Regions from separate parts of the Mus musculus genome. Here region 2 is linked to region 1. The links are chromatin contacts, found by Hi-C or POLR2A ChIA-PET in ENCODE. All regions are on one chromosome and are shown on one strand. The core of a region is the stretch at or near the end of the contact, and the rest is flanking DNA. Distances in the headings are between cores, read along the strand shown.

The links. Hi-C counts contacts between places; a loop is a spot of excess contacts on that map. ChIA-PET counts read pairs that join two places held with the same protein, here RNA polymerase II (POLR2A).
Region 2: a loop to region 1 is called in a map of heart, with 2.8 times the contacts of the local background. The contact joins two enhancer-like sites. A Hi-C loop is called at or near these places in 1 of 37 maps with a recorded cell type or tissue (heart). POLR2A ChIA-PET finds 5 or more read pairs at or near these places in 4 of 5 experiments (Patski and embryonic stem cell).

Annotation. Positions count from the first base shown.
Region 1 is chr19:46,474,695-46,480,622 of GRCm38, forward strand. It overlaps Sufu (SUFU negative regulator of hedgehog signaling), which reads left to right. Exons shown (of 12, transcript NM_001025391.2): 10 at 814-952. Among named protein-coding and RNA genes, the nearest start is that of Trim8, 24 kb to the right of the region's middle. Within about 2 kb of position 2,973, at least 2 of the 3 ENCODE cell types and tissues checked have a DNase peak (open chromatin) inside an H3K27ac peak, as active enhancers do; they include heart, where a contact is called at or near this core.
Region 2 is chr19:46,525,727-46,531,228 of GRCm38, forward strand. It overlaps Arl3 (ADP-ribosylation factor-like 3), which reads right to left. Exons shown (of 6, transcript NM_019718.3): 6 at 5,383-5,502. Among named protein-coding and RNA genes, the nearest start is that of Trim8, 27 kb to the left of the region's middle. Within about 2 kb of position 3,226, at least 2 of the 3 ENCODE cell types and tissues checked have a DNase peak (open chromatin) inside an H3K27ac peak, as active enhancers do; they include heart, where a contact is called at or near this core.

The sequences.
Region 1 (5,928 bases), core at 1,723-4,222:
TGGATCCAAGAGCCAGGAGAAGTGGGGAAGGAGTTGAGAGTTTAGCCAGCCTTAGACAACTGCCCTGAACAGCAGGGCAAAGGTAGCAGCAGGTGGTCCGGATGAGCAGGGCTCCCAGGCCCAGCACCAGACTCCAACCGTCCAGTCTCCTCCTGCAGCTTCTCAGGCCCAGGCTTGGGCTTGGAGCCTGGGGAAGTGTTCATCCGAAGCAGACTGAGAATGCAGAGCCATTTTTTCTCCTGCGATGCTTGGTATCCCTGCCTGTCAGTCACCACTGACTACCTTCCTCCAGTGTCCAGGATGGGGACTAGTGGTGACTTCTTGCAGTGACCCTGCTTGGCTTTGGATTTTTTGGTTTTGTTTTGTGTTTTTAAAGATTTGCTTATTGCCTCTAGGATAACTGCTTAAATGTTACAGGAGAACCCAGACAAAGGAAGACTGTCAGGGCACCGAGGTCTCCCTCTGGGAGACATGAGTCCTCCACTCTGGCCGTGACGCAGAGCACACGGTTAACTTCCCTCTCTGGCCTCATTGTTCTCACCTTCTCGAGCTTCTTTGAGCTCTCATCTAGCCTGGCCACTGGGTAGGAGCTAAAGGAAGGACACCTTTAGTGAAGTGGTAGTGGTGACCTTTCAACTACTGTTCTACCGTGAACAGGTTTGGTTAAAGTCCCTGTTAGTGAGCAGGTGGGCCATCAGGAGGGCGCTGGCCAGGCACTCCGCCTCAGGGAATGTTGCTCTTTAGCCCCAGCTCCTTGGATAGGGACCATGTTCTAGGCCCAGATCCCCACTGTCTCCATATTCCCATCCCCAGGGGCAGACTCCTACATGGCCGGCACTTCACCTACAAGAGTATCACAGGCGACATGGCCATCACGTTTGTGTCCACGGGAGTGGAAGGCGCCTTTGCCACTGAGGAACACCCGTATGCAGCTCACGGACCCTGGTTACAAGTGAGACGCAGCCTCTCTTCCTTCTCCTCCTCCTCCTGTTCCTCCCTTGCCGCCTGCCCTCCCCTCCCCCACCACCCCAAGGACAGGCCCCTGTGGCTCCCATGTTGAGCTGGGAGCTGCCTCTTGGATATAGAGGTTGTGAGTATGGGTGCTGCTGTCCTCACAGCTGCACTGCACTTCTGGCCATTGGTGGAATGGCCGGCCAGTGACAGTGGGAACCCAGGTGAGAAGTCCCCATACTCTGGGAAATCAAGATCCAAGAGTGGAGGGTGGGACGTGGGTGCCCCTCTCCAGAGACAGTATGGAAACCTCACCAGAATGTATAGGAAGTGAGCTCTGGGACTAGGGTGGGCAGCAGAGCCCCCCACATAGGAAGTGAGCTCTGGGACTAGAGTGGGCAGCAGAGCCCCCCTGAGCTATCAGGTGCCCCCTTTGCTCCTGATGGAAACCATTGAGCAGAACCTGATGGCTTGTCCAGCACTCAGTTCTCCCGTTCTCCTGCTCTGAGCATGGATCACGGCTGATGGCGAGCACAGTACTTGGCTAAGGGCTCTTCGCCTCTTTCATACCTTTTTTTTTTTTGGCTTTTGGCTTTTGGCTATGTTTTAGAGTAGGAGAAAAATAATTTGCCTACCTTTCACAAAAATATCAGGAAAGGGAATCAGGGCTAGATATGTTGATACCCAACTTTAATCCCAGCACTTGGGAGGCAGAGACAGGGAGATCTATGAATTTGAGGCCAGCCTGCTCTACATAAAGAGTTACAGGCCAGCTAGGGCTACAAAGTGAGATCCTGTCTTAGAAAGAAAGAGAAAGGGGGGGGGGGGAGGAAAAAGGAAAGGGAAGGAAAGGAAAATCAGGGGGCTGGGGAGAGAGAATTTGACCTTCATCCAAAAGGGAACCAAGCTCTGTCTGTGGTGTGTAAGAGAAAGCAAGCAGGAGTTACAGTAAAAAGGCAAAGAATTATACTGGCTTTGTGGATTGCCCAGTCTGGGGTCTGCGCTGTTCTTAACATGGGTATGATTTTGTCTGCGTATGTCTGCTTGCAGTTGAGCCTTTCTTCCTCAGAGCATCCTCCTCCCCACCCCACCCCACTAACCCTTAATTAAAACAAACAACAAACAAAGGGTACAGCCACTCTTCTCAGACTAAGCCCAGAGGTAGAAGTGGAAGCTAGTGCTGTAGGGATATTGTGTTCCATAAATTATCTTGCCTTTTTCCACTGTTGTTATTACATTGTTTCATAACAAAATTACTTTGTACCATAAAGTTATAAATACATTTTAAAAGTCCCACTTGGTAACGTTAGATTTCGTCTGTGTGGTGTTGGTAGTTACTGTAGCAAAAGCTCTGAAGTGTAACATTTGAAATGAGCCCAGCAAGAATGGGAAAGACCTCCCACATCCAACTCCCACCCCAGCCCTGTCCTAGGCTGCCATCCTGCTCTGCTGACAACTGGAGGAGCAGGACTCTTCCCACTGTCAGAACGAGTATGGAGGTGGGAGATGGGGACCCCACCAGAGACCCCAGCCACAGAGAGTCCACAGATCATTATTCCAGGACGAGATGCCATGCCAGCAGGTCTTAGCAAAGTGCCGTCATGGTTCGTTTGTGGTACATTGGCAGTGCAAGCACATTTTGAGGGGGGAATTAGGGACTGGGGGTCTTCCTAGATTAAAGAAGAGTCTCTGCCCTTTTTTTCTTTCATCCTTCTAAGAACATCTTCCAGCCTGGGGGCTGGGATGGTCTGCATCTCTGGTTTTCAGCTGCTCAGGAATCTGGGCCCCCAGAAAACTCAGCAGATGTCTGGCAGCCCCTCAGTGTTCTGGAAGGAAGCTGCCTGCACCCCACCCATTTCCCAAATTCCTAATCCCCTGGCTGCTGCTGTTTCCACTCTTGGCTCTACTGACTCACCGCCCCTCCCCCTCCCCACCGTGCCACAGACAGCCCCTCGATGAATTGGGCCCTTCCACACTCCCAGCACTTGGGTCCCCTCCCGTGGGCTGTTGCCTGGGGAACCAGGGAGCGGTGGGAACGAGTTGCTGGCCTCGGCATGTTTCAATCAAGTTGCTGTGCTAGGAGCTGCTTAATCAAAGGCCTGTTATGGGCTCATTAGTGTGGTCCACCACGGGCCACCCCTCAGGAGAGTCCTGGGAAGGCTGGCTTAGGTCCCGCCCTTCAGGCACGCACCCTTGATCACCAAGGGGTTTCTCAGGCTGGCTCTTTGCAAGGAGCCCTGGGAAACTCTCCATCTGACCTGCCCTAGTCAGCCCGGTTCTCAGCAGTGAAGCCAACACCCACATCAGCCTTCCTCCTCTCCTGATCAGCGTTTTCTGCTTCTGATCGCTAGCCTGACTTTTCCTTCAGGGTCTTGCCTCTGTGGTCACAGGCAGCTCCCGGGCTTGTGAGAACCAGGCTTACAATGACTTATGGGCCTCTCGATTGCTTCTGAAGGGCCAACTGTCTCCCCAGGAATCTATCGAACTTCTGGAAACCTGGGGTTCCACTCAAAGTCACAGATCAAACCCCACTATGCCAAGAAAGGGCCCAGGGAAACGCCGGCACCCAGAGCGCCGAGCCTGCTGTCACAGGCTGCTTTCTGCCACTCCCAGGGTCTGCAGTGCCTCCTGAGCCTCTGCTCAGACCTGAGTGCAGGTGGACGAGCAGGAGGCAGCTGAGGACTGCAGGCATAGGGTACAGAGAGAGCCAGCCCTCTGTCCCTTGGCTGCTTGAACCATCCCTGTAAGTCACAGCTGGAGTGGGAGGGCCAAGGAGACTGTCTTGCATCAGCCTTCAGCAGCCTTCCGAGAGCTCACTCCCTGCTTGGCCCCTTGTTCTGGCCACCAGCCCAGGGAAAGGCAAGGCCAAGGCATCTGTCCTCTCAGTGCCGGGGAAGGGGAGGCTAAGGGAGCCAGAGCCCTTTGCAGAGCTGGTGGGACGGCCTCAGATGGGCTTCCATAGACATCTCATCCTGGACTGCCACATGGTCCCCCAATTCCTACTAGCTCAGGAGGACTCAAGGTACTCTGGAGGGCAGATGTAAACTCACACACAGGGATGCTGCGAAGGCAAGATCTTTCCAGAGTAGAGGCATGGCCTCATCCATCCTACTTCGTGTAAGCCAAGTCCAGAGCTTTATGAGAGGTCTCCAGACCCCGGAACAGGCCAGTGTCCCTTCCTAGCCCTGGCACTCTTCGCTGGGGGCTGTGGCAGGCTTCCCCCTTGGCCTGTTGACTCTGAGTTGCCAGTCTTCTGAGCAGAGCCCCGCCCAAAGCTGAGTCAGTTTCCGACATAAGTTCTTAGCCAGAGCTATCTGCAGGAGAGACACTTCAGTCCCAGAGGTCGCTGAAAGGTCATATGACCAAACATGAGATTATTTTTTTTTTTAGGCCTTGCAATGCTTTCTCAGCTGTGTGGTGTCTGATAGCTCACCCAGGTGGTGCTCTTAGTCCCAGCCACTCCCTAGCAGCCCAATGGGAGGTCCTGGCTTGGGAGAAGACGCCTCCCAGCTGTTCCCTGTGGGAAACCTCTGCTGAACTGTATCCCAGCCCAGGAACAGGCTTCCCAGATCTCTCCAGCCTGTCTTCTTCCGTCCCCATATACACCTTTGGATGTGGTGTAGAAGCCAACCTGGGAGTCCCCTGCCCGGCCCCTGGCCCTCCCTTTCTGGTGCCTACCGTTTCTCCTTCCGGTGGGCCTGCCTATACCTGGTCTCCTTTGGAGATCTTGCCTTGGGCCGTCTCCAGACCTCTTTGTTCAGTCCAGTGCCTATTACGTTGCAGAGCAAACTGTAATTCCCCACTGTGTCGACAGAGCAGGAGTCTCAGCCTGCTCCTGGCCACCAAAGCCAACTTCTCACCACCCACCCAGAGCAGGAAATGAGCGAGCGCCCCCACCACTCACAAGCACATGCCTCGCCTCGGCCCCTCCCAGGACGGGAGTGTCTGCCTCAATGTGGGGAAGGGGAGCAGCCGACAGGAGCCCTTGCTGGGCTCCACCTCGATGCCCTCATGGGTGCCAGGGCTGCTCCTTGGCAGGCCATGCCTCTGTAAAGAGCACACTTCCTTCCTGGAGAAGAGGAAAGGGAGGGAAAGAAAGCCAAGCTTGCTGGGGAGCAGAACAACATGTCAACACACGGAGCAAACAGGGCCCCAAGACAAAGTGTGGATTGTCATCACACCGAGGGAAGGCATGGGCACTGTCAGCCACTTAGAAATCCGTTGACCGCAGACCTTGGAATGAGTGTCAGATTTGTGGCGGTTCAGTCCCCGCCTGCAGCACAGCCGGGCCTGCCCGGGGCAGGCACCAACAAAAGATCACTTTTCAGGTTCCTTTCTGGAACTTGCTGGAACCTGGAGAATTGAGAGGTTGTTGACAATCCTTTCTCACCGCCAATGAGCCAGGCTGTCTGACTGCACTGCACAGGTCCTGTGATGGGAGCCCACTGGAGTGAGCTCTGAACCTTGGCTCCAGACCCTCTCTCCAGCTGACCAGGCCCTCACAATCAGTCACCCAGAGGTAGAGCTGCAGTGGGGAGCTGCTGGTTCACACTCTTCTCAGCCCTCCTCCTCTGGGCTCTTCCTAGCACTTCCTCCCCCTATGCGCTCTCAGGGTGCCTTGTGAAAATGCAGGTGTTTTTGCATTGCCTTGGGTAGACTGTTGTCCAGAGTGAGAGCATGTTGCCCAGCACATGTGTTCTCCAGAGCCCTCCAAGGGAACATGTTACTCAGAATGGTCCAGGGGCCCTTCCTCTCTCCTTAGAGGGTCTCCATCCTCCAAGGGCTCTTTGAGCGAAACCCTCAGTGCTTTGTCCCGGTTCTTCAGACAAGCATAATAGAGTGCAGCGAGTGTTGGGATGGTTTGTCATTGCTGCCGATGTTTCTAGACGAGGGGAACTGTTAAAATGTGTGGACTCAGAATGAAGTGTGGTCCTATAGGTCTCTTTAATCCCAGTGCTTGGGAGGCAGAGGCAGGAG
Region 2 (5,502 bases), core at 1,976-4,475, 51 kb after region 1:
AGAATAACATAATGTGAGCCTGTCTTTTATCGATATTACGATGATGATGGTGGTGGTGATATTTTTTGTGTGTGTAGCTGTGTAAGTGTTTCAGAACTCTCTTTGTAGACTAGGCTAGCCTTGAAATTGGAGATCTGCCAGCCTCTCTCTGCCTCTGGAATGCTGGGATTAAAGGTATGCACCACCATGCCCAGTGAGCCGGCCTTGACTCCTCTGTCTCCTTCTTGTGAGATCTTGGACAAGTAACTCAGTATCTCCAGTTAATAGTGTCCTTGCCAAGGTTAAGTAAGATTAATAAATAAGTTGTTTCTGGGGCAAAAGGATACTGACTTAACTGTTTTTTTCTCAGCTGCCCCTGATGTGTGGAGGTCTGGTTGCTGGTTACAGACTGTATTTCCACAGGTCCATGCCTGTGACTGGTTCTCAGAGTGTGCACGCACGCACGCAGGCACGCACACACACACACACACACACACACACACACCTCTATCCACCAAGCGCTGGACCAGCAGATGCTCTGCAGGGAACAGAAGCCCTTTCCCTCCTCCCTGCCCTGCTGGTGGTGGCTGCAGCATCTCTGCATTCTGCAGTGTTGGAAAAAGAAATTACAGAACAGATTGCAATTGGGGGGGGGGTGAGGGGGGCACAGAGGGCCCTAAAAATGCAGCTTGACTGAGCACTAAACTGTGTTTTTGCCTGGAGCCAATCAGGAGTCTCTGATGAGAGCCTGTTCCCACTTACAAATCTAATTGCAGGAGGTGTGGTTGGGGTGGCCCTGGGATCCTCAGAGAGAGAGGGGGGTCTGCCAGCCCCTCCGGGAAGGCTGGCGGCAGGCAGGCAGACTGCTTGTATGTTGCTTTGAGAGTCACAGAGCCACACAGGGTTAGGAATGGAGGTGGAGGCAGACGCCTTGGGAGTCTGGGAAAGTGCCAGATTATTTTTGTTATAGCTGCAGAGATTTCACATACATTACACACCGAGCATAACTACTCTCGAATCCTCCTAGTTCTCTATTTTACACACAAGAGACTGAGGCATGAAGAAGTGTCTACTACTCGCTGAGTTGGTTCTTTCCATCTAACTTTGTGTGGGCTCTGGGGACTGAACTCAGGTTTCCAGGCATGGACTCTGAGCTCCTCTCCCTGTTGTCTACATAACCCAGGCTGCTCCTGAGCCCACCCACAAGAGAGAGATCTTCCTACTTCTGCCTCTCAGATATTGGGATTGAAGTCGTGTGCTACCATAGCTGGACATTTTGTGTTGGTTTTGAAATAATTTACTATGTTACCTAGGCTAGTCTTGAGCCTGTTAGTCCCTGGGCGCTGGGATTACGGGCACATGGCCCCTGAGTGCTGGGATTACTGGCCTGTGCCACTCTGCCTGGCTGAGGATGCAAGCCCACTGCTCTTCACAAGTCCTCTTTTAGTCCTTGGTAGGAACATCAGGTTTATCAAAAGAAAAAACCAAAACAGAATGGAAGTTCAATTTTAATTTCAGATAAATAATGTTTTCCTGAGTATTATAACAAAGTCCCAAATATTGTATGGAGTACAGCTGAAGTAAAAACTAGTCTTTATTTGAAATTCAAGATGAACTGAATGTCCGGTGACACATCGGACACCTTGTGCCTTTTCTCTCCTCTCGCCTCGCCTCTGGCTTCCCTCTCCTGCCGGTTGCTCACCCTCTGTTGTGGGTAAGGAGGGACCCTAGGAGTAGATGAAGGGGTGAGCAAGACCATAGCCCTCTAAGCCTGTCACCTTTCATGAGTGTCCCCATTAGACTTCTGAGTTTTTGAGATGGGGTTTCAAGTAGCCCAGGCTGCCCTTCCAAAGGCTAGCATTTTCTCTGGGCAGCTTCCAGCAAGAGGACTCAGTAGTAGGCAGTAGGTGACTGCAAGTGTCCCTGGCAGCCCTAATGTTCTTGACGGCTCCCTCCTTTTTGCCATCCATGGGGCTGAACCTATGCAAAGGAAGGAAAGAGATGTGCAACTGTGCTTTTGTGATGAGAGGACCTGAGGCCCTGGGGACTGGGAGTCCGGGAAGAGCAGGCAGTGCTAGCCTAGGGGACAACTGGTGCAGAGGGCTGTGGGAGGCAGCTGCTGAACAGGCAGGAGGTGAGGGCTGGGACTGAAGTGGGCTGTGGTACTGTTTCTTTGTTTTTTGTTTTTTTTTTTTTTTTTTTTTTTTCCTTTAGAGACAGCAGGGGACCTAGGTTTCTGGCTCCACCAATCCTTACAGGAGCTGTGATGCTGGCAAATTCCTTAGCTGAGGCAAAGGCCTCTCTGTTTCTTCCACTGCAAAGTGGGCTTAGTGCTGCCTAGTTACGCAGGAGGTGCATGGGGCTAGGGGTAAGGTGAGGCGGGTGGCTGCTGCTGCTGCAGCAATGGCGGTGGTGGTGGTTTTCATATCACCTGGTGGTGGTGTTTTTTTTCTGAAAACAGCCCTCCCTTGAGGAAACCTAACCTCCAAAAGGGCAAAGCTGCTTAGGCCCTCTTGGAGTTCCAGCAGAGATCACAATCCACTCCAAGACCGCCTTCGTTGCAGCTACATTTTATTTGTTGCGTTTTTTTGACAGACGTCTAAATTATACATTGAGCTTTCCACGTGACCAAACACCGCGTCCCTTCCTTTGATTATCATTTTCAAAAGGGACTAAAAAAAAAAAAAAAAAAGAACCTTCCGATGGATCACACCGAACCCCGAAACCACATGGAGAGCAGAGCTAAAAATAAAGGAAGAAGCATCCCGAAAAGGAGAGGGAGGGGGGAATCAAAGCGCACTGTGGAAGGGAATGGAGACACTGGGCCTGGTGAGGGTGACATGGTGTCACTCTCTCCAGGCCCAGGCCGGATAAGGAGCGGCCAACAGTGAGGGTGGGGCACGGACTGGCATAAAAATAGCCACCACTTTAGTCCGGAGGGGAATAAAGAAATCGTCAGAGACAGGGGACAGAGGGAGGGAGGGAAGTGTGGGGGAGGGCTTCGGTAAGACTGTCCTTCTGCAGCATCTCAGGCTGTGGACTTTTCTACCGGGCAGAGCGAACCACCGGCATAATCGCTGACTTTCAGCTGTGCACCGACATGTTCCCCAGCTCAGCCCCACATCAATGACACCCTTGTTTCCATAGTAACCAAGGGAGAGCGAAGGGGAAAGGGTGTATTGCACTGGGCGAAGGGAATCCAGCCAAAAGGAGCCACACAGGGAGGGTGAGAGCAGGGCTCGGTTTTTCCCACAACTGCTTGGAGTATACACTGTGGACTTTGCCTGCCCTCTGGCCTCGGCCCTCGCCCCCTGAACATTCAGAAGCAATGGTGCGCAGAGCAAAAGTCTTACCAGGGCTCACTGGGATGGGGGGGGAGGCACAGGGGCGGAGCATGCCCTTTCTAGCTTCAGACTCTGTTCTCTGGCCATGGCCACAGGGGGCAGGGGTGGCACGGCAGAAGGAAACGGGACTTTACAAGCATTCTGGTTTTACAAATGGGAGCTTTCAAACTGCAGTTTTCAGGCTCCATTCATTTATCCCCGGAGCCCCCGGAGGGTTCAACAGGGCTCACAGGGAAGATAAAAGCCTGTGACAACCACAGTTGTCTCTGGTGTCTCTAGCTGGGAAGCAAATGCGGACATTTACAGAGACAGCGATCAGAGCAGGGCAAGTCGCTCTGCCTATGAGCTGGAGCCGGGGGGTGGGGGTATGGGTGGGGGTCGGGGCTGTTTAGAACAGTTCCTTTAGTTGGTGGTAAGAGACCAAAAATGCATTACAACTCAAGCTCTTCCAAAGTCAGAGAGAGTCCCCTGGTGCAGCATTCCAAAACTGGACTTCAAAGCAGGCTTCCAGCCCCCCAGACAACATCCTGAAGCATATTTGTAAGGAAAAGCAAGTCTCAAGGGCCAAAGCTACATCTGGTGGCCTGAGATGGGGCATTTCCGATGCTTTATAGCTGTTTGCCACCCTTCAAAGCTAGAGGGATTCGGGTGAGTTAGAGAAGTCGATGGGAGAGGCGGCGGGCTAACTAGCTGAGGTTTAAAAACCTCACCTTCTTTTGTCTTGCAAGTCTTTACAGGCCCGTGCCTGTGCACTGCTACCCCACACCTCTCCCCAGCCTTTGTTGATAGCTTTCCTCCTGGCCACCTTTCAAACTGTCCAAGTTTCTCCCTCTCCAGAGTCCAGAATAAGCTGGGTACCATGGAGCAGGGACTTCTGTGGCACTTCCTGTCTTTGCCACCACACCGTGGTGGGCTTGGAAAGGGCCACCTCCCAGGATGAGAAGGCAGCTGGCCTCCCTGGCCCTACCAGGCATTGGATAGCCTCTTATTTATCCTCTGAAAAGCCCTGAGCTCTTGCCCAGAACAGTTGAATTCAGGAGCAGGCTATGCCCTGGTCTGCTTTCAGGGTTTGAGGCTGGGATTTCTGAGGGCTCAGGCAAACTCCTTTGGCAGTGGGGGAACGAATGGGAGGGGGGTACCATCCCTTCTGATCAGACCACAACAGGGTTGCTGGAAAGGGGTAGAAGAGCGCAGCATGGGACGAGTGGCTTTGGGGGGGGGGGAGGGGCCCAGCCCATGCTCTCAGCCTGCAGCAGATCCTTCCCACACCGTCTAGTTGCCAGCTCTGTAAGAATTGATCTCTTCTCAGAATCGATCTGCCTGGCTTTTCTCAGTGGAGCAGGTTCATGGCACAGCTGCATTTATTTTTAAAATCTGATAGCATCGGCCTATTGTGATCATTTAAACACAGAATTCTTTGAGCTTTAGAAATCCCCTCTGCAGAGAAATCAGCTAATCTCGGAGCCGGCTGCTCCCTGCTCCACTGAGCTGGAGAAAGCCTGTTTATGCTAGCCTGAGCCCTCGACGTGAGGGCTTTTTAAGGACCTTGTAATTTTTCTGGAATTAAACCTCCCAGCTCCCCTTACATTCCAGATGTCATTACAGTCAAAAGTCCTACGAGTCTGCTTCCCCGTGTGGCTGACAGGGCTGAGGGGATGGGAGAAGGTGGAGGGGCCGGGGCTGCAGAGGCCATGGCTCTGTGGCTCTGTAGTGACTTGTTTGCCAAGAATGTTCTTCTTTTTCTGTCCAAAAGTGAGGATTACACACAGCCCCTTACCTACCTGCCCAGAGGGTTTGGTGATCACCAGCTATTCTTTACCTCCCACAGTGGCTGCCTCCTGCAGGACAGACCAAAGCCCTGGCTCAGTTGCAGATAGGGGAAAAAAAAAGTCTCTGCCCGGCACCACCAACCATGCAGTTTCCAACTTGCAAGAGAGTGAGGGGACAGACAGGTCAGTAACAGAGGCAGCACAGCCGCCTGGGATCATCCGGCGGCAGGACAAGCGCTTGCTCCTTTCTAATCATGTGCTCTGAGACATTTAATACTATTTCAACTATGCAGAGGAAATAATATAATTCCTTTATTTGAAAAACGATACCGAGCCTCTGAGATCAGTTAAAATCTACTGCTGGGATGGGGATCTTTCTCAGGCTGCTGTCCCTCCCCGCCCGCCACACA